Linked DNA regions of Homo sapiens: region 2 is linked to region 1. A link is a loop called in an ENCODE intact Hi-C map of the cell type or tissue named here. Cell type or tissue: gastrocnemius medialis. All regions are shown on one strand. Links, peaks and the distances in the headings refer to the core of each region. The heading gives the core; the rest is flanking DNA.

Region 1 (16,280 bases), core at 8,238-12,237:
TGCAGTGGCTCACGCCTGTCATTCCAACACTTTGAGAGGCTGAGGCAGGTGGATTGCTTGAGCTCAGGAGCTTGAGACCTGCCTGGGCAATATGGGGAAACCCCATCTCTACCAAAAAATACAAAAAATTATCCAGGTGTGGTGGCATGTGTCTGTGGTCCCAGCTACTAGGGAGGCTGAGGTGAGAAGATCTCTTGAGCCTGGGAAGTTGCAGTGAGCAAGGATGGTGCCACCGCACTCCAGCCTGGATGACAAAGTGAGACTCTGTCTCAAAAAAAAAAAAAAAAAAAAACCACACAAATAAAATAAGACTGTTTCTCTTTTTCTTTAAAAAATCTATAAGCATGTATTGTATGTATAGGTATATGTGTTTATATGTATACATATATAATATGATTGTTCTATGGTAGGGAGTTTGGTTCTATGAGAGAGTTTGGTTCCAGGACCCCCACAGATACCAACATTGGAGGATGCTCAAGTCCCCAATATCAAATGGCGTATAACCTGTGCACATCCTCCTATGTACTTCAAATCATCTCTAGATTACTTATAATACCTAAGACAATGTAAATGCTATGTAAATAGTTGTCATACTGTGTTGTTTACAGAATAATAACAAGGGAAAAAACTCTGTACATGTTCCATACAGATGCAAACAAACATTTTTGTTTTTTTCCTGAATATTTTTGTTCCTTGGTTGTTTGAACGCAGGGATGCAAAACCCATGGATAAGGAGGGCCGACTGTACTCCTATTCTTCGATAAACAGTGGCAGGCTGTCCAAAATATATATATGTATTTTTTTTCCCACTTTGCTTTTTGTTTTTTACTTACCAATATTTACCTTCTGAGATCATACCCAAACCCCCATTATTTGCTTCAGTTGCAGAGTACTCCATCGTGTGCCTGTATCATAGTTTATTCAACTCATTCCCATTGATGGACATACAGGGGATTCCAGTCTTTGCTTTACAGATGATGCTGCAGTGATTAGCTTTGTGCATACAACTTTTCATATATTTTCCAGTGTATTTTGAAATAGATCCCTGAAAGTAGGCCTGCTAGGTCAAGAGGGAAATGTAGACATGTTTTTGCTCGATCTTGCCAAAGCCCCTTCCATGGAAGTTGTAGCATTTTGCACTACTATGTCCCCACAGTCTTCCCAAGAAATATGTTTTCAAATTTTCAAATTTTTGTCAAGCAAATTTTTAAAATAATTTTTTCCTTCTTAGAGAAACAATATGTGTTATTTTTAGACATTTTTGGGGAAAAGGCACACTCTGAAATTCTCAGCAATCCCTTTTCCTAGAATTGTTTTGCCCTTAAATATTTAATGGCTAGTCCTCACGTGAGAAATTCAGGACCCTTCCTTCCCAGTATCTCCAGGTAATCATGGGAGGGTTTGCCCAACTCTTTTTGTCATGCCATGCTTCGAGTTACTATTCTAGCTGAATCCATGGTGCCTGCCTGTGCCCCTGCCCTCCATGAAGCATCTCCTTCACTCTGAACACATCCATGTCTTTCTGATCTAAATAACCACAATCCAAAGCTGTATATGGAGCTGACGTTACTGAAGGCTGTGGCAGTAGAGGGGTCACATTCACACAGCAAGAGTCCACAAGCTTCAGAGGAATAGCAGACAACAGCAGCCCCTGGCCTCCAGCCCCCAGCAAGGAATTCTCAGTGCCAGAGCCCTGGCCTCTAGATGCCCTGGGCTTGCTGTGCTCCTTCCTCAAATACCCACATCTCTTCCTTCCCACTCGCAAATCCAAGCTTCTCACTTTACTATGCAAAGAATCTTAGCTTCCATTGTCATACCAGCTCCCTCTAGTTTGGAGTTTCTATCATTTTTGCTCATAAAATGGCTCATCTCAGCGTTTTGATGACCAAAACGCTTTTTATCTATAAAAGAAATTCTACCAGCATATAAACTCATTTTCCTCCCAATTAAATTTTAAAAATATAAAGAATAAAACCCTAATCCTTTCACCTAGACAGAGATAAACATTGTCAACAGATTGGTATAATTCATTCAGGACTGCCCCCTAGGTTGTGTGGGACACTAGGTACAGATTTTTTGCAAAACTTCTGTCTATAAGAAATATCTGAGTCACCCCAAATCAGCAGGTCAGCACCATCCTAGCTGCCCAGTGTTGAACAATCCCATGAAAAAAATCCTTGCCAGGCAGCAGGAACACTCCTAAACCTGGAGTCCAACCAGGATAACCCCATAAACACAAGTTCTGCAGCTCCCTGGAGCATCTGGTTGACTCCCAACACCCAGAATAGGGAGTGGCACAGGGTCAGGGTATCCCAAAAAAAGGAGAAACATGGGCCAAGCGCTCCACTTGGACATCCCTGCTGGTCTTGTCTGGTCCTGGACACCAAAGAAGACTTCCTTGGAGAAAGGTACGTAAAGCTGGGGAGTGGGGCAAGGATGAGTCATGGGGCCCAGTATAGGGCACTGTTTATCAGTCTAAGGATGGTACCATATCTGCTAACAAAGCTGTGTAAACCAATGCCAGGATCTCATATCCCGCGATGCTAATCAAATTGGTATGGTGCAAAGCACACATATCTCTTTTATTATTATTTTATTTGTTAACAGTGGCCTAGCTTATGGGATTTTATTTATTTAATTTTTAGTTTTTAATTTTTGTGGGTACATAGTAGTTGTATATATTTATGGGGGTACATAAGATGTTTTGATACAGGCATGCAATGTGTAATAATCACATCATGGAGGATTAGGGTATCCATCCCCTCAGGCATTTATCCTTTGTGTACAAATGATCCAATTATAGTTATTTTTAAGTGTATAATTAGATTATTATTGACTATTGTCACCCTGTTGTGCTATCAAATACTAGGCCTTATTCATTTTAACTTTTTTTTTTTTTTTAACCCATTAACCATCCCCGCCTCCCCCTCACCGCTCCACTACCCCATACCTCTTTCAGAAACTGTCCAGGGGATTTTTTTTTACCACGGAGTCAGAGTTGAGAGCATTCAACTTAATAGTGTTTAAAATCCTTGCATCTCCCTTCCTGGGAAATTGAGATTATAATATTGAAGGAACTGGCCCCAAGCCACCCAGTGGGCCAAGACTACAGCCCTAATATCCTGCATGTACCCACACCCCACTCCCTACTTGCCTTAAGAGGCTGAGTGTCTAGGCTGCTCAGTTCCTTCCACCTAGCACGATTTAAGTACTCCTTTCTTCTCTCTCGCTCTTTTTTTTTTTGTTTTTGGTTTGAGATGGAGTCTTGCTGTGTTGCCCAGGATGGAGTGCAATGGCACGATTTTGGCTCACTGCAAGCTCCACCTCCCTGGTTCAAGCAATTCTCCTGCCTCAGCCTCCTGGAGTAGCTGGGATTACAGGTGCACACCACAACGCCCAGCTAGTTTTTGTATTTTTAGTAGAGATGGGGTTTCACCATGTTGGCCAGGCTGGTCTTGAACTGCTAACCTCAGGTGATCCACCTGCCTTGGCCTCCCAAAGTGCTGGGATTACAGGTGTGAGCCACTGCACCCAGCCCTTTCTTCTCTTTTGATGTAGTTTTTAGGTACTTTACCTGCCAGTAACATCTCTGCTGTTACGGCCCTTACTAATCTTTACGCTATCAAGCTAAACGTGTGCTCATGAATAGCTGGGAAGGGTCTTAAGAAAGACACAGCCTTTTTCGACTAATCGGCATTAATCATTTCCTTTGGTTAAACTGGCTGAGACAAAACCCAGAGGGGTGCTTGTTCTTTTTTATAATCAGTGAGACTCCATGAGGAAGTGCAGGTGATGTGACTTCCAGGCCTATTCTCCATGGTGCAGAACCAGGCTGAGAGCAGAGAGGAGCTGAGAGCACACATTTCCCTCTGCTGATGTTCAATTACAGGGCTGGCTGGCTGACAGCTGACGGGTCTGGTTCAGACATTGTAGCTCAAGCTGGGATTTGGATTCTTTCAAACCACCTACACATAAGGAAGGGAAAACAACAACGTGATTTTCTCTGACACTTTCCCTGAGTTCCTTTTCCTTTATTATTGTTAGAAATTCCAGAAAGAAAAACACTGAATTAAGCATTACATACATTCCTCTCTGGATGAGAACTGGGTGTATGGATTCTTGGGTTCATGATTGAAATTCTTGTATACCAAGTACTTGGTAGCCCACGAATAGCCAGAAAATCTTCATGCCTACCTTTCTTTGGCTATAAAATGGGGTCAACACATTGGCTTCGAAGGCCGAGCTACTCATTCTAGCCTTGCTTGAATTTTCCTGATAGCTTGTTGGGATGGTTGACAAAGATGTGTCCTCTCCTAAGTAGAAGCTAACCTGAGCTGGAATGTCAGTCAAGTCCCGGCAGGAGCAGATGGCACACTTGGAAGAGAGTTTTTGAATAGATGATTTACGGATGTGTGGGTAAACCTACGAGAAATGAGGAAGTGTCCTGGGGCTAACGACAGCACTGTGGCCTTCCCATCCCCAGGCCTGAAAGGACAGGAAGAGAAACTGGTTTTAGGAATCTGGTGAGACTTGTCATCGTAGGAGCTGTGGTCTTCAGTAGAGATGCAGCCCCTGCCAACCCACCACCCAGCAGGGAGGGCTTGGGGAGTAAATACCCCAAACTCACTCAACGCCCCCCTCTGATCTCCTACTGTGCCTCCCTTTGGCTAAACCCAGCAGGAAACCAGAAGGCAAGAGAGCCCAGCTGCTGCAGCCCAAAGAGGTCAGCCTCGGGGTCACAGAACAGGGTGGAGAAAGAAAGTGAATCCCATAGGGCAAAAGGAGAATATCCCCTAGAGCTGGACAAACAGCCCCATAACCCCCCACCCCAATAACAAGTCTCCAAATATGCATCTACAATGTACGCACCTCCTTCAAGGTTGGGTCCTGATGCTCACTGTTAAACACAATGATGTACATAAAATCACACAACCAACTGTAAAGACCTACACATATTCCAATTTATTACTATGGTTGTTGTTATTGGAATTAGAAACCTAGCCATTAGATGTCAGGGACTAAGCAAATAGAACAATGTAGCAACTGTCAGCCCCCGAGGCTGTTGTCAGGCTCCCTCCGCCTCCGTGCTTTGGTGCCTGTGCCCCATCTGTGACCAGGTGGCCCCACTGGAAATTCCAACAGCATAAGCTACAGTCATTCTGCCTGCTCAGTGTTGATTTTCCTCTCTCCTCAGCTCCTGCAGGGTGGAATGTCAGCTAAGTGGCAGGGAGCCTGCTCACCAAGGGGCTGGCTGATTGCTTAGGAAACCCATCCCTCTACTGGAATTTAATAAAAACCACCCACCAGACACAGGGTGGGGGCATTGGCTCTTTAAATGATGCTTTTCTTTAAGGGGGAAAAAAATCTATCTGTGCCAGTAAAAGAAAGAAGAGAAAGAATCTAGTTATTCAAAGATGGAAGAAAAAAATGTTTTTAATTTGTAACTTTGCTAATTTCATTCTGCTGCTCAAAACTCTTTGATGGCTATCATTGCCTAGGGAATATATTTCAAATGCTTTAGCCTGAGATCTGGCCTCAGCTTTTCCTACCAAACCTTTCATTACTCTCCTTCAATTATCCTTCTTCCATCAAATTGCATGACTCAGAGGACATTTTCTGGGCAGTTCCAGGTATCCTCCCACACACAGCTTTTTCATGCTGTAGACCAGTAGTTCCCAACACAGGCTGTTCTTGCCCCTCGGGGGACATTTGGCAATGTCTAGAGACATTTTTGGTTATTACGCAGGGCCAGGGGTGCTACTAGCATCTGGTAGGTAGAGTCCAGGGATATCGCTAAACATCATACAATGCACAGGCCAGGCCCTGACAACAAAGAGTTATTCAGCCCAGCATGGCAGCAGGACTGAGACTATGCCCAGCTGTCTCCCCACTGTCTACATCTTGTGTATTCATTGATTCATTGATGAACCTTGTGTATTCACCACAGTGAAACCTGCATTGTCCAGGACACTAGCCACTTATCACATGTGGCTGTTGAGCGCTTGAAACGTAGTTTGTCCAAACTCGATGTGTTGTGTCAAATGTTAATCAGATTTCAAAGACTTCATATGAAAAATGGAATGTTATTGTTCCATTGATAATTTTTATGTTGATTACATGCTGAGATTATAATATTTTGGATATTCTGGGTTAAATAAAATACACCATCAAAATTAATTTTACCTTTTTTTTTACTTTATTAAAGTAGCTACTAGAAAATTGTAAATTACAGATATAGCAGAATTGTAATGTTATTAACACTGGTCTAGAACAGGGATTGACAAACTTTTTCTGTAAAAGGTCAGATAGGAAATAATTTAGGCTTTGTAGGCCTCTGTCCCATTTCTCCTCCTCCTCCTCTTTCTCCTCCACCTTTTAAAAATACAAACTTTTTTTTTTTTTTTTTGAGACAGTGCCTCACTACATCGCCCAGTCTGGTCTTGAACGCTTGGCCTCAAGCAATCCTCCCACCTTGGTTTCCCAGAGTGCTGGGATTACAGTCATGAACCACTGTGCCTGGCCAAAATATAAACCTTTTAAAAAATACAAAACCCTCTTAAACTTTTTAAAAATATAAAACCTTTTAAAAACACAAAAGAAACATTCTCAGTTTGAGGGCCATATAAAAAACAGACCTTGGCCCCAGATTCAGACGGTGGGTCACAGTTCATAGCTCATGGCCCTGTGGAGGTCAGTGAGCTCCTGAAGCAACCCTTCCCTCCTGTCCTTTCACAGTGGGCTACTTGGACTTCACTGCGTCCTTCCTCCCATCAAGTCTGGTATCTGCATCTCAGCCCTTTCTTAATCCTTGGCTCCTAGAAGTTGATATAGTCTTTCCAGGCCGGGCAGTGGCTCACACCTGTAATCCCTGCACTTTGGGAGGCTGAGGCGGGTGGATCACGAGGTCAGGAGATCGAGACCATCCTGGCTAACACGGTGAAACCCTGTCTCTACTAAAAATACAAAAACTTAGCCAGGCATGGTGGCGGGCGCCTGTAGTCCCAGCTACTTGGGAGGCTGAAGCAGGAGAATGGCGTGAACCCAGGAGGCGGAGCTTGCAGTGAGCCACGATCGAGCCACTGCACTCCAGCCTGGGAGACAGAGCGAGACTCCGTCTCAAAAAAAAAAAAAAAAAAAGTTGATATAGTCTTTCCCAATGTGGATCCTCCAGAGAGACTGGCATGATGCCTCACACCAAGCATGGCCTGATGAGGGAGGCGGTAGCATACAGGGGTGAGGCGCCCAAGCTGTGGCAGGGTCTTGACCTTGCCCTCCATGACCTTCCATTTTCCTTACTTCTAAGTGGAGCAAATGACAGAGTCTCACTCAGAGAGTGAGTGTGATGATGAACGCAAAAATAGACAAATGGAGCACTTAGTACTTTACTCTGAACATGGTGTGCTTCTCATTATTATTGTTAACATTTTTATATGAGTCATTATTGTAATTTTTGAAACTTACATGTTTGTTGAGTTACAGAGATGAAAGAAATGTGAAAATGATTCTTGTTATTCTTCTTATTAATGGTTACTTTTAAAAACCGAGTTTTTATTGAATTGCATTTTAAAGTCCATAGAACTATGGTCTACTACTTTCAAAAATTTGACTGTTTTTCCAGTGAGTTACATACATGCATAAATGTGTATATGTTGGCAGCTCAGAATTAACAGAGTATTTTTTTAAGTTCTAAATTCCTCTCAAATGGGAACGAAGTGTTCTCCTGACCCTTTCTACACTCCTTATTACTGTCGACATCTGCAACTAATTGTTGATCTATAAGTCAAAACTGTGACCAATGCAAAAAACCTTTAGCAAAGCCTGCCTGGGCTTGGGTGACCCTTCTTAATGTATTTCAGATTAAGACTGAAACAAGCCACCTTTTAACTGTCCAACTGAGCACCAAACAGTAGCGGTGAGTATTTATCAAACATCAAATAATAACATGATCAGATAACATGCTTACCAGTGAAAATCTAATTTAGAGCTTTAAAAATGTTTCATTTGAATTTTCAAAACCCAGACTTTTTGATAGGTACAAAGAAATACATTTTCAGCGTGCAATTTGATTGACTAAAGTAACTATGTATCAACAAAATCAAATTTTGACCATCTGAATATCTTTGTAGTAAATGAATGGCGTTTTAAGAAACCACAGGAAAAGGCAACATCCCATTCTGGTCAAGAATTTGGGTTCTGGAATAAACACACACAAGTTTATGCCCCAACTCTGCCATTTACTAGCTGGGTGATGCGGGGCAAGTTACCCAACTTCCTTGAGCCTCATCTGTGAAATGGGGGCAACAGAAGCTTCCTTGTAGAAGAATCCTTATGATAAGCATTTGAAGGGAAGTGTTTGGCACACTGCAGACTATGTTTCAAACACTAGTAACAGAAAGGCTACAAAATGTATAGTCTAGACAAGCAACAGCATCCTTTAAAAAGTTAAACTAGGCTGGGTGCAGTGGCTCACACCTATAATCCCAGCACTTTGGGGGGATCGCAAGCACTTGCTGAGGATAGCAAGACCCTCATCTCTACAGAAAGAAAAGACCTTCAGCTCTACAGAAAGAAAAGAAAAAAGAAAAGAAAAAGAAGGAGGGAAGGAAGGAAGGAAGGAGAAAAAAGAAAGAAAGAGAGGGAAAGGAAGGAAGGAAAGAAAGAAGAAAGAAAAAGAAAGAGAGGGAAAGGAAGGAAGAAAAGAAGAAAGAAAAAGAAAGAAAGAAAAGAAAGAGAAAGAAAGAAAGAAAGGAAAAAACAGAGAGAAAGGAAGGAAAGAAGGAAGGGAGGGAAGGAAGGTAGGAAGGAAGGAAATTAAACAAACTAAATAAAGATAATGGACATTATAGCATTACAGGCTATTTGTGTGTACTAACTGGTTTAGTTTGTATTCTTCAGAATAGTTAAAGGAATAAATCTGTTTTCCTCACTTTGCAGCTGACTACCCAGAGTTGCTCTACAGGAAGCAGCATGTTGCAAATCAACAACCACGTTCCAATGTGGGGCTCATCCACCGCCATTTGTTTTCTTGGCCCAGCCTCTTAGTTCGAGGGCCACTCCTCCCTGCCTGCCAGGCACAGCTACCTGTCACTAGATTTCAGTTTCATTCCCTCTGGCAAATGATTACTTATCTCTTCAAGCTCTCTCCCAGGGCAGAGCCTACATTTTCTGTCACCCTCATCACACCCTCCAAAATTGGTAAAAATCTATACATCCATTTTCACAAGATGTGGTAAAGTCAAAGAAACATAAACTTCACATCTAAAATACAATTTTGTTTATTTTGGAATCCATGTGATTCCAAAATCAGATTTTATGGGATCAATATTTATGAACTTTTAAATTATCGATAGCCTTGAGAATGAGGATTCGATTTTTATTTTTTTTCTTTGACATCTCCTGCATGTCTCGAGCTCTGGGCCAGCCATCTGTGTAACTGCAGACATTGCCTTCCACTTCAGCTGCTACTTCTTAGCCTTGGACCACTATCCTGTGAAATGAGAGGGCAGAGGCAGGATCCCTGGAGCCAAAGACGCAGGGGCAGTGGCCATATTCACCTCAAATGGACAAGCTCCTTCGGCTGGAGCATGGGTGCGCTTTAGCCTCCTTCCACCTATAGGGTTCTGAACCTGTTTGGGGTGGAGGGGAGTGCACCAACCACAGGTCCACACTAAAGCCCTCCGCCCCTTTAGACAGCTACAGCCACTCCCAGCCAAAGGCCAGGCCACTAAGGAGCCCTGAACACCACATCCTCTGGGGCCACACTTAGGAGGAAAGTTGTCTTCCCACAGCTGAAGCCATTGATAGGCTGAGCTAGCCCCTCTTCTATGATCAAAACTGTGTGTGTCTATTGGGCAATCAAATATCAATAGTGACTGAAACTCCCATTTCCTTCTAGCCCAAGCATGCTCTGCAACAGGGGAGGAAAGGGTGGCTATTGACTAAGTGTCTCCAAGGTGCTTTCACAAGATGCTTGGTGCTTTGTATATATTATCTCATTTAAATCACAACCACCATTGGAATAAGGCATTTTAATCCCCATTTCATGGCTGACAAAGTTGAGGTTCAGAAACGTTAAGTCATTTGACTGAGGTCCTGTGGATCACAAGTGGCAGGGTCCAACCCAAGAATGACTAGAATGTTCATAATCAGACTGCCGCAGCAGGCCAAGACGGGGTGGGCAGAGGGGGTGCCAACACTGCTCCATAATCCCACTCCTGATGAATGGACAGCCATCTATGTCAGGGTCACCGTGACTGGGTCTTTGTTCCAGTGCTGAATGCATGCACACACACCCACACACGTGCACACACACACACTCACATGCACCACAGGGTGCCGGAGTAATGTGGCTGTTTTGATCTGCTCTGAGGTTCCTAACTCAAGCACTGAAGTCCTGGGCTCGGCTTGAATTCAACCTGAGCCGAGAGCTGGCCAGGCCTCAGAAACGCGGGGCCGTCCATCACTTACGTCTCAGGTCTGCTCCTCGGAGAGCTGGAGTTGACCACAACTGCCTTGGCACAGTTCCACTGTGAGGGAGTCACAAAACTGGCATTTAAGTCCGGAGCGGAAAAAACACCCCAAGCTTGTTCGTTTTTCTGACAGGTGCTGGAGCCCATGAAAGGTCAGATTCCAGCTCACAGTCACATCCTGGCTTAGCCGGCTCCAGGCACACAAAGGCCTGTCTGTCTCGCCCCAGCGTGGGGAGTGGGGATGGAGGCCAAGGGCTTAAAATGGCCGCCTGATGGCCTGCTCCTGCTGATCCATTCCTTCACGCACATTGGCCTCAATGAAGCATTGGGAAACCCAGCTGCCAGGGATGTGTGAAATGGGAGGAATGAAGAAGAATGCAGGCTTTTTTCTTATTTGGAATTGCAAGAGATGTTAACCCCCCGGCAGCCCATGAATCCATGCCCTGACATCAGCCTGCTGTGGCTCATTTTGTAAGAGCCCCGGGGACACGTCTGTTTCATGTTCAAAGCCTTACCAGGCTGGAAAATTGAGTGAGAGCTGTCCCTCCAAGCCCTCAGCAAGGATGTTGGGAAACGAAGGAGTTTATTCTCTTCCTTGCTGGTGCATCAGGGATAGCTCAGAATCGCGGTGTTATTGGAACAGAGGGCGTGTGTTTAAATGCACGTAGCCACATGCTTTCATCCAGGAAGGTTTATTTTTGCAGCCTTTATGAAAACATCCTCCAATTCAAAATGGCTCCAAGGACCCACAGTCCTGTATTTTAAGTTTCTCACCAGCTGCTGTAGGCTGAGATTCTTTACCGCTTCTAACTTCTTCAAAAGATCTCACCACCCTCTCTTGTCACATGACTCCTTCCCCTCCCTCTCTGTCACCTCCCCATAACTTTACGCCAAATTATAATGCTGACAAGAAGCCAAGAGTTACAGCAGCTGCTGCACATCATCCTTGTAAAGAATCCTGGGTGATATTGATCATATAATAAAAACTTCAATTGACAGCTTCTTTTAAAATAACAAGCTCAGAGTACCAATACAATTCTTAAAACAAAAAACAAAAAAAAAAACTTGCTTTTGAAATTAAAAAACAGTGGTTTTGGAATAATTTTCTCCCCACCAGTTGAAAATCTCACCCTGACAAGAAACTTTCTCAGTAAAATAAGCTGTAGACTGGAAACTGGAGGCCTGGCCTCTTGTCACAGCTGTATCATGGAGTTATTCTGCATCAAATATGTTCATAGTCAGATGATGGGGAAGCCCCAGCTTTCTGAAGGGGTGATCACCAGCAAAAGACTGACTGCAGAGCTCTCCTATGTGTCCTGAATGTGTCCCCAATCCCTAAAAACCCTGTCCTTGCTGCCTTCTGTTAAGATTCCACCCCATCACCTCCACAAATGATTGACTCAATGAGCTTTTGCTCGCAGCCTATGTGAAAAGGTACAGTGTCCTTGGGGCCTGTCCCACAGCCACTCTGTAATTTCATGTCTCCATCTCTCAACAGGAAACACACTCATTCCCCTAGGAAGCATATTGATGATCACAACTACTATGTACATACATTGTGCTAAGTTCTTTTCAGGCACAGTCGTGTACTTTTTCCACCATTTTATGAAGTAGGTATGTTATAACCTATTTTGTAGAATGTATCCCATTTTATAGAAAAGGTGCCCGAGGCTCAGAAAGGCCCCCTGATATGGTGGAGCGAGCACACAAGTCCATATCAATCTGACTCCAAAGATTGTACTCTTAGCCACCACCCTGTAGGGCCTCCTAGCATAACTGGGACTATGAGGAATAAATACTCTCCAATAATTTTTTAAAGAGCACAGTAGAAATGCTTTCGTCAAAATAACTACCATTCGTTGGGCCTTCAGTACATGGTGGGAACTGCTAGGAGCTTTGTGTAAATCTCTTGTAACATTCTCATAGGGTAGGTATTCACGTTCCCATTTTACATGTTAGTGGCTTGATGACACCAAAGACAAAACAAAATCCTGGGCTCAATCCAGGAGTAAGAGACCTTGGCAATTCAGCTGGACGATGTACAGTGCAAATTTGGCAGCATTCAAAAGTCTTACTGCTACAGCTCTTTTATTATTATCAGAAATAATAACTATGGCATTTATTGAGCCTGGAATGCCACATGCTTTAGGGCTCCCTTCCTGGTAGGCTGTGGTCATGCTTTGGATATGTCAGCTTTCCAAAAATGTGGTTCCTGTGATTTCCAGACTGCCTGGGGCTCCGTGTGTGTGTGTGTGTGTTGGCACACACCCCATGATGTGTGTCTGTCACACTGCAGGGAGCTTTCCTTCATTTAAACAGCCAATTAAAACCCACTTTGGCACTTAACGCATGTCACTGCTTCTCGGCACTCAGCTGGCTTCCCAGCAGGCCTTTAATTTGATAAAGAGCTTCTAATAACGACTAACAGAGGGCCTGGTAAGTTAATTAAACCTTGCCCTTTATTTTGCTTTCAAGGTGTGCCTCCTCGTAAAAGCCCAAGTTTTGTGCTTGCAAATGACTTTAGACAATGTTCCATGCTTCAATGAGAAAAGTATGTCTGTCATGTCCTGGCAAGTTACTCTTAAAGTCTCAATTTCAGCATCATGTCAGGCTTTCACGGAGGCCAGAAGCAGATGGAAAAAAACCTCTGCACCCAATTGTAGGGAGGCCAGATTTAGCAATGGAAGATGAGTTTCCTCTGAGAGTACAACGCTGAAAGATGAGCTGGCTGTCATATCGAACTCCATTTATCCCATTTCTTTAAAGTAATCTGAGAGTCCAGATGGGTTGTATAAACAGAAGAGGAGGTTCCTGGGAGTTCACTAGCTTAATGAAGCCCGTATGTTTGACTCATGTAATAAGTATTTAATCATGCTGATGAAATTCATTTAAACTCCAGCCACACACGCTGTTGCTGAAGCCCTGATAATACCCTACATCACTCGTGCTGGCAGCACTGGAGCAAGACAGGTGACAAAGAAAATTGTGGCATTTCACAGGGTAAATAGGCTTTGGAGGGTCTGCAGGGGAAAGATAATGAGCCATGGGGGGCTGACTTGTTAGGCCATTGCCTCTGAGTCCTTGGAGCTCCCCTCTGTACGTGGCCATGGTGAGGTGCTAATGGCAGGGTAATAACTCACACATGCTTGCTTCTTCCTTTCTGAGTGATTGATGCAGAGAAGGTGTACCCATCAGGAAGCTTTCTGCTGCAAGTAACAGAAACCTCAACTCCACTAGCTTGAACAATCTGGAATTTTTCTGAATACATATTACCAGAAGTCCTAATATAAAGTGCTGTGAGACCTGGTTATTTCAGCAGCTTGAGCATATCCTCAAGGCCTCTGGTCCTTTCCCTATCTCTGTGCTGTACCTCATGATGTGGTCAGTTGTGGTCCCAGTCCAGAATATTTTCTGCTCATAGGCCAATGACTGCCAGTGATATGGTGATATGGTTTGGGTGTGTCCCCACCCAAATCTCATCTTGAATTCCCATGTGTTGTGGGAGGGACACAGTGCAAGGTAATTGAATCATGGGGGCAAGTCTTTCCTGTGCTGTTCTTGTGATAGTGAGTAAGCTTCATGAGATCTGATGGTTTTAAAATCTCTCTCTTTGCCTGCTGCCATCCATGTAAGACATGACTTGCCTTGCCTTATGCTATGATTGTGAGGCTTCCCCAGCCACGTGGAACTGTAAGTCCAATTTTCCTTTGTAAATTGCCCGGTCTCGGGTATGTCTTTATCAGTAGTGTGAAAACAAACTAATACAGTAAATTGGTGCTGAGAGCGGGGTGTTGCTGAAAAGATACCTGAAAATGTGGAAGCAACTTTGGAATTGGGTAACAGGCAGAGGTTGGAACAGTTTGGAGGGCTCAGAAGAAGACAGGAAAATGTGGGACAGTTTGGAACTTCTACACAGAAGTCGAGAATTGAGATTTGGGAACCTCCACCTACATTTCAGATGTATGGAAATGCCTGGATGTCCAGGCAGAAGTTTGTGTCAGGGGTGGGGCCCTCATGGAGAACCTCTGCTAGGGCAGTGCGAAAGGGAAATGTGGGGTCAGAGCCCCAACATAGAGTTCCTACTGGGGCACTGCCTAGTGGAGCCATGAGAAGTGAGCCACTGTCCTCCAGACCCCAGAATGGTAGAGCCACTGATAGTTTGCACCGTGTGCCTGGAAAAGCTGCAGACACTTAATGCCAGCCCATAAAAGCAGCCAGGAGGGAGGCTGTACCCTGCAAAGCCACAGGGGCTGGGCTGCCCAAGACCATGGGAACCCACCTCTGGCATCAGCATGACCTGGATGCCATGGAGTCAAAGGAGATCATTTTGGAGCTTTAGGATTTTACAGCCCTGCTAGATTTCAGACTTGCATAGGGACTGTAGCCCCTTTGTTTTGGCCAATTTCTCCCATTTGGAATGGCTGTATTTACCCAAGGCCTGTACCCCCACTGTATCTAGGAAGTAACTAACCTGCTGTTGATTTTATAGGCTCATAGGTGGAAGGGACTTGCTTTGTCTCAGATGAGACTTTACACTTCAGACTTTTGAGTTAATGCTGAAATGAGTTAAGACTTTGGGGACTGTTGGGAAGGCATGATTGGTTTTGAAATGTGAGGACATGAGATTTAGGAGGGGACAGGGGCAGAATAATATGGTTTAGCTGTGTCCCAAATCTCAACATGATTTCCCATGTATTGTGGGAGGGACCTGGTGGGAGGTAATTGAATCATGGGGGCAAGTCTTTCCTGTGCTGTTCTCATGATAGTGAATAAGTCTCATGAGACCTGATGGTTTTATAAAGGGGAGTTCCCCTACACAATCTCTCTCTTCACCTACTGCCATCCATGTAACACGTGACTTGCTCTCCTTTGCCTTCTGCCATGATTGTGAGGCTTCCCCAGCCATGTGGAACTGTAAGTCCAATAGCTTTCCTTTGTAAATTGCCCGGTCTTGGGTACATCTTTATCAACAGCATGAAAATGGACTAATACAGATGGGATCACCATGATTGACTATTATCTCTGAGTGGCAATGGGGCAGTGTTGGTTCAAAGCCAGCTCCCACCAGCTCATGCAAGCTGATAGTGCACATCTCCTCCCAGCTTTGCGTTTAGTGACTTCATGTTGGTAGCTTGAAATTGGGCATGATGGGCAACACCACAGGAATTGGCAAACACTACATAGCAGGGCTTTTTCTCCTGAAAAGCCAGTTGGCAAACATTTACCTGCATATCACTGTGACAAGGTCACCTTCCTTATGGCTGGATGCCAGAATAAAACCAGGGTTCTTCTAGCAAGAGAGAAAAATGGTAAGGACATTCAGAATGTGCAGTAGACAGGGGAAACTATTCCTGACCTTCTTTTGACTAAAAAGCTGTCTGCTGTGCCAGCAAAAATTCATGTACCAACCTGACCAAGCTTATCCATGGATGGGACTACCATTCTGATGTTTGTCTTGCTCTGAATGTCTGCTTGTCACCTGCTTAGGGTTATTGACCGTGATTCTGGAAATCATTTTTGTTATACATGACCCCTCTGACTTTGTGGTTTTCTCTACTGGATTAACAATGATAGCCATAGGTGCTTTTTTGTTGTCCTTACTGCAATGACAGCCCTGTATAAAGTTATAGTCAACAAGAACTTGCAGAAAACCATGAGGCCAAGACTAGGAGTGATACGAAGGAGCAGAGGTCCCCAAGGCACTACAGAGCCTTCCATGACTCAGTCGCTGATCAACAGCACCTTGTTGTAGCTGTACATTGAAACTGGATATCTTCACGGCTTTGGAACTTTTAAGTCTCCTGAGCATTG
Region 2 (16,280 bases), core at 6,434-10,433, 110 kb before region 1:
TATGTTGGCCAGACTGGTCTCGAACTCCTCACCTCTAGTGATCCTCCTACCTCATCCTTCCAGAGTGCTGGGATTGCAGGTATGAGCCACTGCACCCAGCTGGGGGCTCTTATTTGGAGCTCTCCCTAGATCTTATTCTCCTAGCCCAGTCTCACCCTAAGCAAACATTAGCACTGTACACTAATGTAGCAATATTGCAGTTTTATGTTTTCAAGCCCAGACTAAAATGACTCTAAATTCAAAGATGATTTGGTGTAGGGCTTATGAAAGGTGCTCTTAGTGGCAGAGGGGTGACAGAGAGAAGCACTGGCTTGGGAGGTGGTGATCCTGGGTGATGGTCCATTTTCTGCCAATACCTAAGTATGTGACCTGGAAAAGTTATTTAATGTTCTGTGTCTCCTCTGTAAAGTGAGGGTTTTTGTTTTTGTTTTTTGAGACAAGGTTATGCTCTGTCACGCAGGCTGGAGTGCAACGGCACGATCTTGGCTCACTGCAGCTTCCGCATCCCAGGCTCAAGCTATCCTCCCACCACAGCCTCCCAAGTAACTGGGACTACAGCTGCTCACCTCCATGCCCTGCTAATTTTTGTATTTTTTGTAGAGACAGGGTTTCAGTATGTTGCCCAAGCTGGTCTTGAACTCCTGGGTTCCAGCAATCCACCCACCTTGGCTTCCCAAAGTGCTGGGATTACAGACATGAGCCACCGCACCCGCCTGGGATGGTTTCTTGAGGAGAAATGCAATTGTCAAAATTGCAAGGGTTCATAACAGAGGATAACCCTGTTATTTTCCACTGAGAATTTGAAAAAGGTTATGTTGAGGATTGTTTTGGATTTGGTTCCTTCCAATGTCAACTTCTAACCTTTAAAAAAAATTGTAATGACATGCTTATGCTAGTCCTCAACACGTGGTAGGGAAGGAACACTGGGTGGCTCTAGTGATCTTAAACATCTTCCTACTTCAATCCCAGCCCAACACACCATTCCCCATCCCTCCTTACTCTCCTCACTAACAGCACGGACTCTTCTAAAAAACAAACTCAAACTGCGTCATGGACCACAGTAGCCAAAATCTAAGGAATTCAAGCCTCTCTGTTTCACTGCCAAGCACTATCCCAAAAAGGTCACTGATCTTTGAAATCAGCGAGCCCTGAAGCCCACTGAAGGGGGTCAAAAGAGTTAAAAGATTCCAGATGGGGCCAGAGTAGCCTCTCCAATTTCTTCTGCCTGTGTTGCTCATTCAGGGTGACCTGTACAGGTCACTAAATCTCTATGTGCTTTCAACTCCCCATTTATAAAATTTGGCTAATATTGATTTGTAAGATATTTAGAGAGAGTTGAATTAGGATTACTACAAAGAGCAAATTCCCTAGCTGATTTTTGTGTTACTACTAGTGAAGGCCCTAGGCACAATTCAACAATCAAAAAGCAGCAGTGAATGAGAAATTGCTGAAAGTGGCCAAATCAGGCTTTCTTAGATCTGGAGCTCTGCTGCCCAATTAAATCTGCACACTCACATTGGACAACATCTAGTTTATAAAGGCAAATATTTAATTAGTGGAACCTTAGGACTGGCAATGCTACTTCCAACCCATGTAACAAGATACCCTAAGCTTGAAAAGCAAACCCTGTAAACTTAAACTACTGTAAAATTATAAAGTTTAACATAAAAATGGAAAATCTTTAAATAGCCGTTTTGTGCAATGTTCTTAACAGACAAGACTGCCACACAATGAAACTGTGTAACTGCTAGCAGCAGGCACTCCAGGAAGATAAAATAAACTGGCTTTATGGACCCGAGGAATTGATTTTTAATGAGATTCTGCTTGGCTATAATGGCATCCTGAGAGGGCGATCCAGTTTCCACGGCCTCTGGTATACAGTTATAAGGTGCAGAGCAAGGACTCAGTTAAACAATGCCCATGTATTTGCCCTTTTGGCATATGAGATTAAATAAAATAAGGATGTTGTTCTTAGACACTTTCCAGAAACTGCACATGCACGTGCGTACACACACATACACACACACACACACACACACACACACACACACACACACACACACACAATACTCTGACTTCAGATGCTTTTCCTTAGACATTACCTGCTCGTATATTCTAAATTTTAGAGGACTTGACCCTTGAAGTTATGGGCTTGTGTTTGTATTTCTCTATCGGGGTATAACAACCCATAAATTATTAGATGAACTTGGCTGATTATTTTGTATTCCACTACCTGGAGACATTTATGCTTATATATAAATATGTACAGCAATGGATATGGATACAAATAGGTATAGATAGAGATATGGCTATAGATAATTGGCAATAGAATTGAGAAGGCAGTGTAGTATATTGGTTAAGAGATTCAGCTTTGAATCTTGCCTCTGCCCCTTCCTAGCTGTGTGTCCTTAGGCATATTAATCAACTTCTCTGAGCCTCAACTTTATCTTCCATAAATGTGGATAGTAATACCAATTTTACAAGGTTGTAGTAAAGATTAAATGATACACAAACACACAATAACATAAATGAATCTTAGCAATATAATATTAAAGGAAAAAATAAATCTCCAAAGATTATGTATAGCACATTTTTTCATAAAGGTAAAGCTAAATAACATTGAAGTCTATATGTTTATGAGTTCATACAGCAGCAGTAGAATCATGTGCAAAAAAGAAAAAGAATGATAAACACAAGGTCCAGGGTGATGACTGCTTTGAATGAGAGGGAATAAGGGAGAATGGGAGGGAGAGAGGATCAAATAGGGAGATAACTGGTTATAGTCAAGGTGCTAGTTTGTGATGGAGCGGCAGGCTCGTGAACACATATAATGAATAAAAATAAGTAGTCAACTAAATAAAACTAGCAAACTAGCTACAAATGGACCAATGATGAGAATATGTCATGAACCAAGGAATATGATTAATCCAATTCTGTGTACTGGAGGGTCAAAGAAAAAGAAGACTAAATGAGATAATGTATATTAAAGTGATTAGCACAGTATCAGGCCCTTAGTAAGCACTCGAGAAAATCTTAGGTAAATGGCTGGGTATTTCTACATACATTCATATGTATCCTTATCCTTAATTAATTTGGCTTTCCCCGGCATCATCCACTTCCCCCCATTTTCCCTATTTTTTGATTTCCTCATTTTTTTTTTCTGTTGCATCATCTGGGTTTAGAAAAATCCTTCACTTTTCAATTTTTAAAAACCTTGAGACATGATTTACATACAATGCCATGTACAGATCTTAGGTGTTCAGCTCCATGCATTTTGTCCGCTGTATTCACAAACGTAACCATGATTCAAAACAAGATATAGACTATTCCCATCATCCCAAAAAGTTTCTTTGTGCCCCTTCCCACTCAATTATCCCTTTGCCAAAGGTGACTTCTTTCTGACTTCTGACATCTCTCACTATAGATTAATTTTGCCCATTTGTAGACTTCATATAAATGAATCATACTGCTTGTATTCTTTTATATCCAGCTTCTTTTGATCCCCGCAATGCTTTTGAGATTCTCTATCATACTGTGTATCTGTAGTTCATTCCTTTTTATTGCTGAGTAGTGTTTTGTTGTATGAATATGCAACTTGATTATCCTTCCTTTCTACTATGAATGGACGTCTGGGCTGTTTCCAGTTTGGAGCTATTATGAGTAATGCTGCTCTGAATATTCTTTTTTTTTTTTTATACAGAGTCTCACTCTGTCACTGAGCTGGAGTGCAGTGGTGCCGATCTTGGCTCACTGCAACCTCCACTTCCCAGGTTCAAGCAATTCTCCTGCCTCCGCCTCCCAAGTAGCTGGGATTAAAGGTGCCCACCACTACGCCCAGCTAATTTTTTGTATTTTTAGTAGAGATGGGGTTTCACCATGTTGGCCAGGCTGGTCATGAACTCCTGACCTCGTGATTTGCCCGCCTCGGCCTCCCAAAGTGCTAGGATTACAAGCGTGAGCTACCGTGCCCGGTGCTGCTCTGAATATTCTTAAATGATTATTTCTGTGGATATATCTTTTGATTTATTTCAGGTAATACTTAGGACTGGAATTGCTGAGTTGTAGGGTAGATGCCTGTTTATCTTTATGAGAAACTGCCAGTTTTCCAAAGGGGTTGAATCATTCCAAATCCTTAAATCTGTAACATCTAACTCTACACCAGCAAGAATCCTTTTGTGTCAGGTCCATGTCTTTTACCAACTCTAAAAGGATTCCTAGGCCAAGAAAAATAAATTAAAAAAAAAAGATATGGATGTAAATGGCAACAGATGAATTTAGACTTGTCTGATGGTAGAATGTGCCAAGTCAGAACAGCAAGAGAGCCTTCCCCTGCTGATTCAGACCTCGAAATAAATCATATTTAAGAATACGACTTGGGTAAAGTGTGAGCCCAAATCATATGTTCTCCAGCTGGGTGGATGTCCCTTTCTGCTCTTGGCCTCAGCAGCCACACTGAATAATCTTTTTGGGAATGGGTGGGTGACCGATGGTAGGGACATTAATTGCCTTCCATTGGCTGGTTGATTTGGCTGTAAAGAGAAATGCCTGCCCAATTCCCAGAGAGCTTACATCTGTTTCTCATACAGCGCAGCCACCCATGCTGCTTCAACTATTCCCTACTGCTGGCCAGGCCACCACTTTATTGATTTTTTTCCCTTGCCCTTTTAAAAAGATGAAAGTTCCTAAAAGCTTTTTGCATGTGCATGTGCATGTGCGTGTGTGCGTTGGTGACGGCAACAGTTTAGTTTAGCAAACCAAGCAGCAGCCAGGTGAGTCATCCCTGGGTTTGTTGGTTTGTTTGGTTTTTTTGTTGGTGGTGGTGGTATTGTTTTTGGAACCGATTACTCTAGGATTGTGCACCCCCAGTGGTGGAGCTGACAGGAGCATAATAATTAGAATGTGCTGACAACAACTTAAAGATAATTAGTTGACAATGAGTTGAGACCTCATGAACCCCTTTAACACCTCAAGGTTTGTGATTAAAATGAAATACTTGGAAGTCCCTTAAAGTACATCTTGTCTTCCTACCAGAAGTTGTTTGGGTACAGCCAGAATGTTTGATATTTCTTTGATATGTCTTTCATTTCACGTTTTGTGATTATCCGCAAAGGTTAGCATTATTTCTGTGGAAATCAATAGATTAAAGGATTTGTGGTTTTACTCACAAAGCTATTATTTTGCTTCTTTCCCCAATAATCATCTCCCACTCTCATCCAGCCTTTTAACTAATTGATGTTCAAACATTTTTTTAAGAAAAAAAATCATCCTTTTGTTCTTACAGATTACATGGATTAATAAAGTTAACTGTGATTTACTGAAATTATTCCAACTGAAAGTTTAATGGCTACAGAATGCCACCATGACAATTCACAGGTGTGCATATGTTTAGATGAAACTAGGGTATTTCACAAATCTGCTAGCCTCAGCTTCCAATAAACATATGATAGTTTTTATTTTTCTTGATGGGCCCTCAATAAATGTTTAATAGACGGAAGAATTGATACTGAGATTCCATGATCTTCTAGAATTTATTCAGTTTCACTCTGCCTCCAAAATAGACTCCATTTAAACCCATAGAGGTAAAACCTAGTGGTTCTGTCCTTTGTTCCTAAATGTTTCTTAGGAGAGTAGTTTCAGTGCTTCCAGGACAATGCAATTACACTACATATTAAACTTCAAATATCAAACAACATTCTAATATTTCAGAAGGGTTGCAATTAGCTTTATTTTTATTATAAAATGTTAATCACCTGTAAAGCTAGAACCTTAATATCAGTTATATTATTTAGACATGTAATCAGTTATACCATTTAGACATTGCAACCATTTGTTTGATACGGAAGTTTCATATTAATGAGGCCAAATTCGTTCACTTCCAGGATACTGGTCTTTAATCTTTTCTGGGTCACAGACCCATTTGGGAATATGGTGAAATCTGTGAACCCTCTGGTCCAGATGAAGGCTCGGTCACTTATACGCCAAATTTATTGGATTTCTGGGGATTGATGGATTCCAGATTAATATTCTCACATCATCTTTAACAGATGATTTTAACCTTTCAGACATGTTGGTTATTAATCTGTAAAACAAATCGGGGAAAATGGACCAACTGTGAACAGATCATATTCAAATTGGAACTAGGATTTGAGTGAACTACCCTAGTTAGAAATCCAAGCAGGAAAAAAAAATGCTTTGTTATAAAATAAAGGTCAAGTGTGCAGTGGAGATTTATTGAAAAGATTAATTGACCAGAGCTCTAGGCTAGTGTTTCTCACAGTATAATGTGTATGACTGCTTCAACAGATTTAGCAGAGATGCTTGTTTAAAATGCTTGTTCCTAGGTCCTACCTCAGCAGACTAAATGGGTATCTCCTTTGATGGGAGCTGAGCCCCTGAATTTCAGTTTAACAAGATCTCCAGGTGATTCTTACGTGCAGCCGGGTTTGAGAATCTGTCTCTTCCACTCTTACTCTTAACGTGACCTCTTTTGCAAAGCACTTTATTTATATTGGTATCGTTAGTCAGTCAGTGTGAATGAAGATCTTCCATAAACGCCCAGAAAATGCTTTTGATAACTCCAATTTGGGTAGTGAATGTCATCAGAGAGCCCTGTGGAAAGCAGCTGCAAACAATTGTCACTCTGCTCTACTTACCATCAGAGGAAGGCCACTTTAGATCGGCCCATCACATTGTTTCATTTTTTGGTACTTAGTCATTTGTTACAATAAAAATTAAGTTACAGGAAAGGAACACTCTGACAGGATAATGGACTCCCACTCAGAAGAAACCAGCCTGCCTCCAATTCATCACGGCATTTATAGTGCATTAGAAGACATCACAGTGACAACATCATTCCTTTGGGGCAGGAAGAAAAGCCAGATTGAGTGGGAAAGAGGGAATTGACTTCGTGAACTTGGCAAAAGTGAAATAAAAATAGAATCCAGGGGTGGTTTGAATTGCCATGTTCAGCAAAGGACGAGGAAGGAGCTAACAATCACTGAGACTAACATTCCAATATGTTAAAAAATTAGCTTATTTCACCTTGCATCACATGAGTAGTTTGTGGGTTAAAATGAAATGGTTGCCTGAGAAATAACAGAGTGGCATGGAGAAAATGGGCAAAGTTAAGGCAATTTAAAATGATTAAAGCCCACAAAATATTTTGCAAATATAAAGTCCTGGAGGGAACTTTAATAATAATATTTGTCCAATAGACTGGGCCAAAGATATCTATATTGTCTGGGCATTTTAATTGGAGGATTGAAGTATAATTATAAAATCATAAAAAATCTATGTCTGTGTTCTCATAAAAGTAAAAATGGTTATTTGATGTAGGAAAGTAATGTTTTGAAACATAGGAGCTGAAGGAATGTGGCACTGGGTGGGTATGTCTGCCAACTTAGACCCAGGAACTTAATAACTTTATAGTATTTTTACTATTATACCCTACATCATGTTAAGCCTGGGAAAAAAATAAAAGGGGATACCAGGCAACTTTGTATAATGAAAATGTCTTAATCTTGTGATTTTTAAGGTAACTCTTTTTAAAACTTTACTTTTTATTAAAATAACATTATTTCATAGATCCTGGAAACTTTTTTTTGGTCCAGGTTTCCCCTTAATAAAATGTTTAATTCACTTAAGAGTCTCTTTGAACAAAAACCTGTGTGGTCTCATTTTCTTTCCCTGTCAATCTGTGTTATTTCCAGGGTGAAAGGTAATTTTGACCATAAACATGGTTTCCATCACACATTTCTAATTTTAACCTATTTGTCTCAGTTTGATTTACATTGGGGTCTAGAGCAAATTAACTATTGCGAGTTTTTATTGAAAATTAATTAGGTGGCTAAAGTGCCCATGGCAGAATCTCTGCCAGTACGTTTCTCTCTTGGTCGCCAGCCTTCTCCAGTTAAAACACCTAGCAACTTAGAAAAAAAAATCCATAAAACGAATGATATAATTAGTTCCAGAGTGGAACTCAATCTCTTTGAAATCAGATGCTTTCTTCTAGTGCTGAAGTGCCATGCTATAGCAAGCATTTTATGGTATCAGGGGATTGTCCTGGGAGTGAAGAGTGCTCGTTCTAGCTGAATCACCTCACATGACTTACAAAAGGTGTCCTTGTGGTACTAAATATAGCTGAATCTCTAATCTGATTCCTAAGTCAAGGCAAAGAGAGAGAGGAAGCTAGGTTTACAATACTATAAGGTGAAAAATAAGCTCCCCAGGTTGGGAAATAGACTCCATGAATGTGTGTGTATGCGTGTGTGTGTGTGTGTGGGGGTGTGTGTGTGTGTGTGTGTGTGTGTCTGTGTGTGACAGAGAGAGAGAGGGAGAAAGATCTTATGCTTAGGAAAAGGCAGGATGTAAATGTGATTTATTGTAAATAGTTCCACAACATTAAAATGAGTTTTTATTTTCTATGTATGCTGCTTCAAAGAAGAGCTCTGTGGGCTCATAAAAATGCAGAGAACAAATAGGGGTCTCTAAGTCCAATTTATATGCCATGCCCACTGTGCACTGAGACACATATAATCTGTAAAATGTCAGCTTCAAAGTTCCACCGAGATCGGTGTTAACCCTGACCTCTGACCTCGCCGCCTCTGGCTGGGCCTGCGTGCTTTCTTTACCAGCTGTTTTAGATAAATGTGTTCCATTTTTAAGAGATTGTCTCAGTGTTTTTTTACATGAATAGTGGTAATATTATTAACTCTCACTGGAGAAACCACCTTTTCTAAGAGGGCTTTACAGAAGAACCAATCATTTCATGCCCCATGCAGAGAGTAGTGGATTAATAAATATGTCATTGTACTGAAAATATTTAAACAACACTGGGAGAAAGGAGAAAGGCACACAACAAAAGGAAAGCATATTAGTAGTGTTTCCTGTCAAAATACACAGAGGAAGCACTTTATTTGGACCATTTTCTCCATAAAGAGACATGGCGGGCCAAGATAAACACAGTGAAGGAATCTGGTTTATCCCACTTTGGAGATTGGAGACCATCAGCTCAACCAAAGCTATGAGACCAAAACCAGGTTTTCTCTCTTGAGGCTGCTAAGTGAAGCCATTGACAGAGGCAAGCAGATAGATTTAGCAGATCAATACTGCATGGTTAAGTGGTATATAAGGTTTCTTTCATGATCAAGTGGACCAATTCACATACTAGGATCAATAAGTAAAAAATTCGGAGCAACAAATACAACTTTAAAATAGAGGATTTACCCAACCAAGACAATGAACAATGATTTCAGCCAGAGTCTAGGGATATTTTTACATCTCAATAAAACAAAGAAAATCCTGAATTAATGTTTACTGTGGGCAAGGTAATTCTTGATGCGGGGCGAGTTTAGGATAGAAAAAGTATAATTTCTACTAACCCAAAGCATTAATTTTTCAGGATCAAAAAGCCAGTACAATTTCGCATAGACGAGCATTGTCTTCAGGAAAAATAAGCACAGATGGAACCAAAGCTATGACAGAACACACCCCACAGGCGGTGGGCTTCACTGACGGTTCTATGCTCAGAAACCAACTCCGGGGAATTCAGGTTAGCAACTGGAAAATGGAATACTATTCTATTTGCTAAAGGAGGTCACGACAGGAGACAAAGGAAGAAAAGGATACCAAATAAAAATAGACCACCTTTTTGTATGATTCATTTGGGAGCCAATTTAATGCATTCCTGGTCAGCTTTTATCTGTCTTGGTATTTTTCATCTCTGGTGATGAGACAGAAATTCTGGTTGGTATGCATTTTGACAAGTCATGGAACTGTGATTTGCGACATGCTCAAAATTTAAATCGATGAGTAAAAACATAAAACCTTGAAATTGTCACCAACCCTTCAAGTGCAAATGCATTTGAAATAGAATCCCAGACTCGCGCCACTAAACTTTATGCACTAGGACAGTTTAGAATCCTTTCATGTGTAGACTGACATCATTTCAAGTGAACAACCCACAATTAGAATTTTTTAACATTAAAAATTTCCTTCAAATAGATAAGACTGCCTTAAACCACTAGAGACATCACTTTGAAAGGGTATATATGTTCACTCTAGGGTATCGTATTATTAGGAAATTTGGCACTCCCAAATGTGTTATCCAAAATTATTAAGTCTAGACCAGGTGAGAAGACTGTTTTTGAAACTAATCCTGTAGCACTGTCCCTTTTAAGTGGCTGCTTTCATGAACCAGCCAGTATTTATATATTATTATAAAGATAATACCCCTACTCACCTCATAAGGCTGTTTTGAGAATTAATTAATGTTTGCCAAGTACTTTGAGCTCTGCAGATGAAAGGTGGGGTGGAAATGCTAAGTATTATTATTATTTTAATCTGTATTTGAATTTGCCTCTTACAAGACTGTCTTTTTTTTAAGATAATAATCTCTTCTTCGGACAGAAAAAGGAAAAATTGCCTCATCCACAATTGGACCCTTACAAGGAGGACAGGTGTGATTATTAGGATTTGGCCTAAAGAATAGATTGAAGCGGATGATACACTTCAAAAGAATGTGTTCCCAATCTCAAGACCTCTCTGGGGAGTCTCACAAGTGTCAAGTTTATCCTGTGATCCCTGCTGAGATATGGCCAAATGTAAAGGCCAGGACCAGCTGGGTGTTTACATGACATATAAATAACAACACAAACCTGGTCAATTAACCTCTTTGCTGCTTGGTTTAAGTGAGTCCCACAACCTGCCTAATGAAGAGAAAGAAACTCCCTCAATCCTGCTAAGAGGTTAGAGGACAACGTTGAGAAACTGATTTGAGAGGAATTGAATTTGCTATTCTGGGTTCACAACTCCAGCCCTAATCCTGATAGCGCAGCAAGAAGGGCTGCCATAATCTTGAAGGGTCCCTTTGAGAGAGTGTGGGACTGCAGTGAGGATGGAACAGGGCAGCTTTCCCAGGCAGGGGATGTTGTCTTGGTTATTCACGGATCTGCATCACCGCCCTTCCTGGAACCTGGCAGGCGGCAGTACAGAGCTGGTGAAGGAGGAATGAAGGAGGAAGCCATGCTGCACTGATGATGGTTTGGCGATGCTGGTCTACACCAGAAAAATTGGATTCTCCCTAGAAAAGAGATTTGAAATTCCCTGGAGATTTCTGACCATGTCCTTTGGAAGAAATATTCATACAGCCAGGGAAACCTTAAAATCAACTTGCTTTTATTCTTGCCCAAAATTAAAGGCTTGCCTACCAACAACTTTCCTCTCAAAAATTGACATCTATGATTGCCAATCTTTTAGTAGGTTTTTATGTTTGTTTGTTTGTTTTGTTTTATTTTGTTTTGTTTTTTAAACAGGGTCTGTCACCGGGATGGAGTGCAGTGGTGTAATCACAGCTCACTGCAGCCTCTACCTCCCGAGCTCAAGTGATTCTCCCGTCTCAGCCTCCCGAGTAGCTGGGACTACAGGCTTACACCACCACACCCGGCTAATTAAAAACATTTTTTTGTAGAGATGGAAGTCTCCCTATGTTGCCCAGGCTGGTCTCAAACTCCTAAGCTCAAGCAATCCTCCTACCTTGGCCTCCCAAAGTGCTGAGATTACAAGCATGAGCCACCGTGCCTGGTCTAGCATGATTTTTATCACGACTTTTTCTGTCTTTTAAGATTGGAAAGGCATAAATCAATATTTCAGGTAAAAGCTTGTTATTTATTTTCCTGAGAATTTGGGGAATTTTCTTCTAAGGCCATTCTGGGATGTTAGCAAACAGCTTTTAGAATCACTGATCTATATCCAAATGATAAAACATGAGAGAGACTGAAAGCTCTCTGAGAATAGAAACATAACTTTTTCAGCTTTTTATACTCCTCAATGTCTCGCATAGAGTTTCGACATAGTAGAAACTCTATAAATATTTGTTGAAAGAAGAAAGGAAGGAAGGAAGGAAGGGAGGGAGGGAGGGAGGGAGGGAGGGAGGGAGGAGGGAGGGAGGGAAGAAGGAAGGAAACATGTACACAAACATTTGTGTACGTGTTTACCTCACCTTTAATAATTATACCTGTGTTCATTGAACATTTACTATAGGCCAGCCACCACTATGCTAAGCACTGACCATATATTATCTCATCAAACTCTCCTAGTAACACTTTGCAGTGGACACTACAACCAATCCAATTTTGCAGAGGAGGAAACCGAGGCTTAGGAAATTTGGAAAACTTGCGCACCGTTGCCTAATTAGGCAGAGTCAGATTAGAAACCAGTATAATTAGGCATTATATGAGAGGCAGAGAGTTGAACCACCAAGCTCTGCCTTTGCTGTGCCCCTGAAACACAGTGTGTAAAGAGGACACTGCAAACTTGAGCATATTTTAATGCATCAGGATATATGCTGTGTGCAAGGGAACTTCCTCTTTTCAAAAGCACTCACTCTCCCTGCCCCCCACCCCAGTGAAGGACCTAAGGATTCTGAAAATATGCAGCCAAGGGGAAAAGTCTGGCAAGGTGTGCCAAGTTTTCTTTGAATGCTTTTGTCCCCTGCTGACCTATCTCAAACACATCTCCTTTCCCCAGGAGTTCTGAAAACTCAGTCTTGAAGTCCATCCTGATTTTGGGTCTATGAGAATCATGCCTCACGCATCCCTGCCTGTGCACAGAAAATGTGCAACACTGGCAGGCAATTAGAAAAGAAACAGTCCAGCTATTAGGCAGTTAAGCTGCTCTTAGAACCTGGGTGCAGAATATACGGAGCTCTTAAAAAATTGCTTAACATAAGTATTAAAGGGCTGTAGAAATGGCACAGTCCACAAACGGTGTTTCTAGAAACCTAAAAAAACATATATTATGGGGTTGGTTTTTAATCTCATAGAGTTTAAAAGGTGATTTTAAAACAAAAACAATTTTTCTCCTCCTCCAAAAGCACCACTGTAAAAACTGTTTCTTGTTTTTCTGCTAAGGCCGAGCAGCGCTTGTTTGCCATCATTCATCCAGCAGAGGTCTCTCTTGCCCACCATACGCTCAGAAGAGTCCCTTGCTTGTGTGTGTGTATTCAGTACCAGGGGCGTGACCGTCAGGCTGCAGAATGAAGAAATACGGACAAAGACTTTCAGGCCTGAGAGACTAAGGAGAAAAGAATCTGTGGCTTTGGAGGTGGGATTGCAATGTTTGAGAAATGTATACTTTAATAATGACTGTGTTTGAACAGTAGGCTTCAAGTCTGTACTTTAAACTTCTCAAATTTTGAATAAATTGGTCACTTCTTATTGGAAAATTATTAGTTTTACTTGTGCTGTTAAACTTACATATACACTGTGTCTCCTTTCTGTGTGTCATTATCAAGCTGTGCAAATAGGGAAAGGGGAAGTCACGTTGCCTCTGTTTCCATTTGTCCAGGCCACTCTCAGCCAGATATCTCATCCCAGAGTGGAGCTTGGCCTCAGTGAGTGCTCTGACCTTGGCAGAGCAAGGTGGTCCAACCCTTGGTGCATCTCAAGTGATTGTCCACTAAGGGTGGAAGTTAGTTCTTAACTTTAGCAGCTTCCTCTGTCAGGAACTCAGAGCAAATTCACATGGGTTGTTGAGACCAGATCCCAAATCTGTGGGTGCATGGGAAAGGTGTGCTGGAGAAAGTCACGGTCTTCCTTCCTCCCCACAGAGCAAGGCCTTCTCCTGAAGCCACAGGACAGACCAACGAGGAATCATGCTGCCCCACGGCCAAGTTCTGATATGACACCAAGGGAGGCAGGCATGGGTTTCCATACTGAGGGAAGCAATCTGGTGAGGATGGAGCTGGATCAAAAAAGACATGTTAAAAATAAGACCCTCGGCTGGGCACGGTGGCTCATGCCTGTAATCCCAGCACTTTGGGAGGCTGAGGCAGGCAGATCACGAGGTCAGGAGTTCGCGACCAGCCTGACCAACATGGTGAAACCCTGTCTCTACTAAAAATACAGAAATTAGCTGGGCGTGGTGGCGTGCACCTGTAATCCCAGCTACTCAGGAGGCTGAGGCAGGAGAATTGCTTGAAGTCAGTAGGTGGAGGTTACAGTGAGCCAAGATTGTGCCACTGTACTCCAGCCTGGGCGACAGAGCGAAACTCCATCTCAAAACAAATAAAAAAAAAAAAAAGACCCTTATACAGTTTTGTTGGGAATGTTAATTAGTACGACCACTTTACAGAATGATTTAGTGTTCCTCAAAAAACTAAAAATAGAGCTACCCTATGGTCCAGCAATCCCACTGCTGGGTATGTACCCAAAGGAAAGGAAATCAGTATGTCCAAGAGATATCTGCACTCCCATATTTGTTGCAGCACTGTTCACAATAGCCAAGATTTGGAAGCAACCTGAGTGTCCATCCACAGATGAACAGATAAAGAAAATGTGGCATATATATGCAATGGAATACCATTCAGCCATAAGAAAGAAAGAGATCCCACCATTTTCAACAACATGAATGGAACAGTAGGTCATTTTGTTAAGTGAAATAAGCCAGGCACAGAAAGACAAACTTCCCGTGATCTGACTTATTTGTGGGAGCTAAAGATCAAAACCACTGAACTCATGAAGATAGAGAATAGAAGGATGGTTATCAGAGGGTGGGAAGGGTAGTGGAGGGAAAGTGGGATGGTTAATGGGTACAAAAAATAATTAGAAAGAACGAATAAGACCTAGTACTTGATAGCACAACAGGGTGACTATAGTCAGTAACAATTTAATTGTACATTTAAAAATAAAAGAGTCTAGCTGGATTGTTTGTAACACAAAGGATAAACGCTTGAGGGGATGGATACCCATTTTCCTTGATGTGATTATTACACATTGCATGCCTGTATCAAAGTAGCTCATGTACTCCATAAATATATACACCTACTATGTACCCACAAAATATATACACCTATTATGTACCCACAAAAATTTAAAAAATAAAACATCCCTTTTTGACTACTCCAAACCTCTCAGTGGCTGAACACTGATATTTAAATCAAATGTTTAAAAGATCCACTTTCACTCTGCTTCCTTTATATCTTTTTTTAAAATATGCTAGACCTTTTTTTAAAAAATGGCTTTTTTAGAGAAGTTTTAGGTTTACAGAAAAATTGAGCAGAAAATATAGAGAGTTCCCATCTACTTCTTGCCCCACATGCCTACAACCTCCCCCACTAACAACCCACCAAAGTGGTACATTTGTTACAATCGATGAACCTACATTGGTACCCGAGGTCTGTAGTTTACCTTAGGTTTCCCTCTTGGTGTCGTACATTCTATGAGTTTGGACAAATTGTATAATGACATGTATCTACCATTGCAGTATCATGCAGAATCGTTTTACTACCCTAAAAATCCTGTGTTCTCCACCTATCCGTCCCCTCCTCCCCCTAACCTTTGGCAACCACTGATCTTTTTATTGTCTCCATTGTTTGGCCTATGGAGACAGAACGTCATATAGCTGGAATCATACAACATGTAGCCTGTTCAGATTGGTTTCTTTCACTCAGTAAAACGCATTTAAGTTTCCCATATGTCTTTTCATGGCTTAATAGCTCATTTCTTTTTAATTCCTAGATAATATTCTATTGTCGGAATGTACTGTGGTTTATTTATTCACCTACTGAAGGGCATCTTCATTGTCCCAAGTTCTGGCAATTATGAATAAAGCTGCTATCAACATCCGTGTCCAGATTTATTTATTTATTTATTTATTTATTTATTTATTTATTTATTTTTGAGACTGAGTCTCACTCTATCGCCCAGGCTGGAGTTCGGCTCACTGCAACCTCTGTTCAAGTGATTCTTGTGCCTCAGCTTCCCGAATAGTTGGGATTACAGGCGCCCACGACCGTGCCTGCCTAATTTTTCTATTTTTAGTAGAGATGGGGTTTCACCATGTTGGCCAGGCTGGCCTTGAACTCCTGACCTCAAGTGATCCACCCATCTCGGCCTCCCAAAGTGCTGGGATTACAGGCATGAGCCGCCGTGCCCAGCCATGCAGATTTTTTTTGTGGACATAAGTTTTCAATACATTTGGGTAAATTGCCATTGGTGGGCCAAGCGTGGTGGCTCACGCCTGTAATCCCAGCACTTTGGGAAGCCGAGGTGGGTGGATCACGAGGTCAGGAGTTTGAGACCAGCCTGACCAACATGGTGAAACCCCATCTCTACTAAAAATACAAAAATTAGCTGGGTGTGGTGGCATGCACCTGTAATCCCAGCTACTCAGGAGGCTGAGGCAGGAGAATCGCTTGAATCCAGGAGGCGGAGGTTGCAGTGAGCTGAGATTGCACCACTGCACTCCAGCCTGGAGACAGAGCGAGACTCTGTCTCAAAACA

Evidence for each region. Peaks named below come from ENCODE experiments on the same cell type or tissue, not always from the same donor. Only the 100,000 strongest peaks of a DNase experiment are listed, where the experiment ranks them.
Region 2: a loop joins it to region 1, with 3 times the contacts of the local background. A loop is called at or near these places in 5 of 110 quality-filtered maps.

What each region holds. Positions count from the first base shown.
Region 1 is chr14:61,142,517-61,158,796 of GRCh38, reverse strand. No RefSeq gene overlaps it. Among named protein-coding and RNA genes, the nearest start is that of TMEM30B, 130 kb to the left of the region's middle. In gastrocnemius medialis, for the core only: no CTCF peak of the experiment used is centred there; a DNase peak (open chromatin) is centred at 10,646; H3K27ac peaks cover 3,548 bases.
Region 2 is chr14:61,249,634-61,265,913 of GRCh38, reverse strand. It overlaps a transcript of PRKCH not described here. Among named protein-coding and RNA genes, the nearest start is that of TMEM30B, 24 kb to the left of the region's middle. RefSeq lists enhancers at 10,211-10,971, 9,946-11,145. In gastrocnemius medialis, for the core only: no CTCF peak of the experiment used is centred there; no DNase peak of the experiment used is centred there; H3K27ac peaks cover 4,000 bases.